2 separate regions of the Homo sapiens genome follow, and region 2 is linked to region 1. A link is a loop called in an ENCODE intact Hi-C map of the cell type or tissue named here. Cell type or tissue: Calu3. All regions are shown on one strand. Region 1 overlaps LOC105370982 (a long non-coding RNA gene). Region 2 has its middle 370 kb from the start of RGMA.

What was found. Hi-C counts contacts between places; a loop is a spot of excess contacts. Peaks named below come from ENCODE experiments on the same cell type or tissue, not always from the same donor. Only the 100,000 strongest peaks of a DNase experiment are listed, where the experiment ranks them.
Region 2: a loop joins it to region 1, with 3 times the contacts of the local background. A loop is called at or near these places in 1 of 110 quality-filtered maps.

What each region holds. Positions count from the first base shown.
Region 1 is chr15:93,320,450-93,322,949 of GRCh38, forward strand. The region is part of intron 5 of LOC105370982 (a long non-coding RNA gene); the gene reads left to right. Among named protein-coding and RNA genes, the nearest start is that of RGMA, 230 kb to the left of the region's middle. In Calu3, no CTCF peak of the experiment used is centred here; a DNase peak (open chromatin) is centred at 1,512.
Region 2 is chr15:93,459,517-93,462,016 of GRCh38, forward strand. No RefSeq gene overlaps it. Among named protein-coding and RNA genes, the nearest start is that of RGMA, 370 kb to the left of the region's middle. In Calu3, no CTCF peak of the experiment used is centred here; a DNase peak (open chromatin) is centred at 1,165.

The DNA of each region.
Region 1 (2,500 bases):
AGTTCCTTTCCTACAGAATCACGTGGGCTGAGAAACCCTTTGACAATAAGGATGCACTAAGCTACTCCAATTTCGGGAGATAATATATGGAGAAAATAAAATTACTTGCTGCATTTAATTTTGTATCTAACTGAACTAGAACATTTGTAATTAAAAACACTTTAAATGAATCCAGTAAATTATTAAAAGTTATGGCTAGCGAAGCAATATTGTGATCAGTGGTAGCGAGAACAATTTAACCAGGAGAGGGGCTTGTTTGGGAGAGATGTGGGGCTGAAAAAAGTTTATAAGATGCAGAAGTGAGGCCGGGCGCGGTGGCTCATGCCTGTAATCCCAGCACTCTGGGAGGCCGAGGCGGGCGGATCACGAGGTCAGGAGATCGAGACCATCCTGGCTAACACAGTGAAACCCCGTCTCTACTAAAAATACAAAAAATTAGCCGGGTGTGGTGGCGGGTGCCTGTAGGCCCAGCTACTTGGGAGGCTGAGGCAGAAGAATGGCATGAACCCAGGAGGCGGAGCTTGCAGTGAGCAGAGATCGCGCCACTGCATTCCAGCCTGGGCAACAGAGCGAGACTCCGTCTCAAAAAAAAAAAAAAAAAAAAAAAAAGTTGCGGAAGTTCCCTTGGCACACTTGGCTAAGGAAACCTGGCACCGAGGATATGAAACTGGGGGACTTGAGGCTCCCTGAATAAGAGATGGAGCTTGCAGAGGACGCACTAGGTGCCTGGCGTTGGCCTAAGCACTTTCCAGCAGATAATTTGCTTATCCTCAGGGCAACCTTATGAGGTAGGTACTATTATTACCCATTTTATAGATGAGGAAACTGAGCCACGTGGAGGTGGGAATGCCAAGACTGATCCCAGGCAGCCTGGCTCTGCATACGAAACTGCTGTATTCTTTGCCCTGTGGTATCTCATACCTGGAAGGCAGGCAGGGAACAGAGGAGAAAGGTTGAGGCTGAATCGTTACATAAGTGCAAGGGCCCCAGGGTCCTGAGTGGCACCTGAGAAGAGAGGAGCCCAAGCTATTAGGCCGTAAAATACACTGCCTGGTGTCTGCCACATAGTAGATTCTCCATAAGTGTTGAACTGAAATCAAGCATAATTACCTGAGCTATCAGCCCTTTCTCTCTAGTTCATCAACATTTCTCTCAATTCTTTGATTTTGTCAAACTTGGTAAACCACGGAAAATGTGTACTTCTTAAAAAAAAAAAAAAGAAAAGAAAAAGATTGTCCAGTTCATGGAACACTGCAACAAGACATGTGAGAAGAGATCTTACTAGTGTTTAACTCAAAATCCCGAGAGGCTTGCGCAGAGGCTGGAGCCCAGCAACCATTGCTTGTCCTTAGAGCCCATTTAAGGGGCACCCTCCTATCATCACCCATTAGCTTTCTCCCGGTGAAGCATGAATATTTTCACAGTGAAGCTCAGGTCTAACTGTGACACTCTCACTGCCCACAAAATGCACAGGATTCCAGTGAGCAAATAGCCCCGCCCTGAGTCTACCCGGCATCGGCCACAGGCATGCATAGCAGGAACTGGGCGGCTGAGTTCACAGGCAGTCAGAATGGGTGCTGCTGCTAGCAAGGTTAAAATCATCTGTTCTGCCAATGTCCCCCTCTGCTCACCCTCTAGGCTGTGGTCTGGGTCCCTCAGGATAGCCACAACTTGGGAGGCAGCCACTGCTCCCCTTGCTTTGGGCCCTTAGCTGCGTCCTGTTTACCTTCACCTTCCTGATACATTCCTTGGGTGCTTTGCTTGTGTGTGCAGGGGCTTTGATCAACTCGGCCTTCCTGGGCCTCGGGGAGAGAGACGGACTGCCTCCGGGTGCTCATGACCTTTCCAGCAGTAAGCCAATAATGTATGACTCCTGCGTTGCCGTTGCTCGTTTGAGGTAACCACCCCATTTTCATTTCTATCAGAAATGCCTTTTTCAAATGTCAGTATGTTTGAGAGTTAGGCTTAGATTCTAAGCCCAGCAGGCAGAGATGAGTGTTGGAGCTGGGGCCTGGGAACAAGCGGCCCTGAGTGGCACCAACTCTACCAGTCCTTACACCAGCAGGCTTAGAGCAGAACAACCAGGTGGGGACAGCCAATAGGAGTTGGGTAACTTTTCCATGTTGGCCAGTGTGCCCCACAGTCTAGCATTTGCACAGTCCTACCCTAGCTTATATACCTGTTCTGCTTCACCCAGTTCAATGGCTCCCTACAGCCTGTAGGACAAAGGTCAGCTTCCCTCTGGCACCCAAAGACCTCTGGGCCCTGACCTTGTAGAGCTCTGTTTCTGGGGCTGCTCATTTTTCTCTCTCTTGCACCCCATGCAGCAGCTATCATGAGTGATGTACTGTTCCTTGGCAGTAAACTAGACTGTTCCCTGGGCCATGCTACTTCCGCTGCTTGGATGCCCCTTCCTGGTTTCTTCTTCTGGTTCAACTTACTCATCTATCAGTGCTGGGTTTAGCTCTACCTCCATCTGAGAACATGTCTCTGACTGTGA
Region 2 (2,500 bases), 140 kb after region 1:
ACAACTAAGGCTCAAAGCATTGAAAGAACTTTTGGATGTAGTCACTGAGCCAGGAAGTGGTGGAGCAATGACAGGATCCCATGGGAGCTGATGCCAGGGACTAGCTGTACTCCTTCCCTCAGATCGCAGCTGCCAAGCCTTAGGACACAAAGGCACCAAGCAAATTGGAATAGTGTGATGCGAATAAGGACTCATGTCCTAGAATGAGGCTCCTGCATCCCCCACCCATTACCTGTATGTACCATCATTGATAGCTTGCTTTTTGCAGATCATAAGCGCCTGGTAAGGTAGCACCTTATATGGCGGCTGCTGAGGGCTGGAGAGTTGAAAGTTATTTCTTCCATTGAACTCTAAGAAGCATACTCAGGTTGGGGCCGTGAGTGAGGGGTAGGAGAGCCTTAGCTCTCCTCATCAAGCCTATGTCTAGTGAGAGACACAAGCATGAACAATGATGGAAGTATACATGTTTGGAAGACTGAGCATAGGGCACCATGAGAAGATAGAACAAGGGCCTGGTGTATTCCTGGGCACCATGGAGAGCTGCTCTAAAAAGTGGCTGATATCCAAGAGATGAATGAGAATTGGGACACAAAAAGGAGGAGGAGGATTTTAAGGAAAGAAAATAGGTGGACATGAAAATCCACGTGGGCTCAAGGAAAAAGAGATGGAGAAAGTAATTTGTCCAATGATGTTGGATTCTTTTTTTTTTTTTTTTTTGAGACGGAGTCTCGCTCTGTGGCCAGGTTGGAGTGCAGTGGTGCAATCTTGGCTCACTGCAACCTCTGCCTCCCTGGTTCAAGTGATTTTCCTGCCTCAGCCTCCCAAGTAGCTGGGATTACAGGCATGCGCCACCACGCCCAGCTAGTTTTTTTTTCTTTTTTTTTTCCCTGAGTTTCGCTCTTGTTGCCCAGGCTGGAGTGCAGTGATGTGATCTCAGCTCAGTGCAACCTCCACCTCCTGGGTTCAAGCGATTCTCCTGCCTCAGCCTTCCTGAGTAGCTGGGATTACAGGCATGCACCATCACGCTTGGCTAATTTTGTATTTTTAGTAGAGACGGGCTTTCTCCATATTTATAGGCTGGTCTTGAATTCCAGAACTCAGATGATCCGCCTGCCTCGGCCTCCCAAAGTGCTGGGATTACAGGTGTGAGCCACTGCGCCCGGCCAATCTCGGATTCTTAAGAGGTCACTTATCCTTCCTGGGATTGGGTACCAATGTCCCACTGCATCTTTCTAGTGGGTTCCTCTTTCCATTCATCATAATCAAATGATTCTTGACTAGGAAAGCAAGTGGTTATGCAAAAGGGAAACTTTTTTGGTTTTGTTTTTAAACTGTACAGGGTTGAAGCAAAAATCCATTCATGTCCTTGTTAATGATTGCTCACATTCTTTTGGTTGATTCTTAAAGCATGTATTTTAATAAGGGACTGGAAACCACAACTGTTAATCAATGTTCTCTTGGTTTTTACCTCTGAGTCATGGCTTTAGATCAGGGAGATAGCATTTCAGATTTGCTACTGGGTGAGAGGTTTTGCATGGCTTATATGATATTACCTGATTTTTTTACAAAGTTTAGAGGCTACAAAACTATCCAGGTTTTATGATCTCTACTGACCTTGTCAGATTGATGATGGGATGGGTGCTGTGTTTCCCATTTTATGGATATTGAGTGTGCAAGAGATGACAGTTATTTCTTTTATCAACTTCCAGAAAGTGAACTCTGGTTGAGACCTGCAATGGTGAGAGAGATAAGATCACTCATCAAGGCAAATTGATTCGCAGATAAATGAGGCATTCAGTAGGTGGTGAATGCTAAGAAAGACCTATGTCTTCTGAAAACTGCATCGTTAATTGTATTATGTTATTGATCCATCTTGGGTAATGATAGTGTTAGGGAAAGCGAGTTGCAAAGTTGGTTGAGAACCATTGCTTTGTCTCTTCAAGGCACTTACATCTGAAAAGGCATGGGCAGGAGTGGGGGAACCCTGTGGTTGCCATTCTGTTGCCAAAGGGCCAATGCAGGGAGGTAGCTTGAGAGTTAATAATGGAGAGTGGTTGCAGTTTCCATAGGAGAGAAGCCAGGAGTCCAGGCTCACTGTTCAGGGGTGTGTGTGTGCTGGATACTAGGACGGTGAAAATAACTGAGATGGAGTTGGGAGAGAAGTGTATGTATTTCTCACGTGCCTGGATCTGAGAGGCTCAATATCTTGCTATACCCATGAGTGCAAGTCTGTTCTCTGATTTGAGGAAAGAGATGGGCCAAGGGAAGAATAGACCTGAGGGTCAAAGTAGGGTGCCTTCCCTGAGAAGTGGTGCCAGATATAGCAAATGAAAATACAGAACACTCAGTTAAATTTGAGCTTTGGATAACAAATAAGTCACTTATTTTTTAAGTATAAGTGCGTCCCAAATATTGCATGAGACATACTTACACTAAGGGAAAAAACCCCACAACCCTAAAGTTGTTCATATGAAATTTGAATTTGACTGGGCGTCCTGTA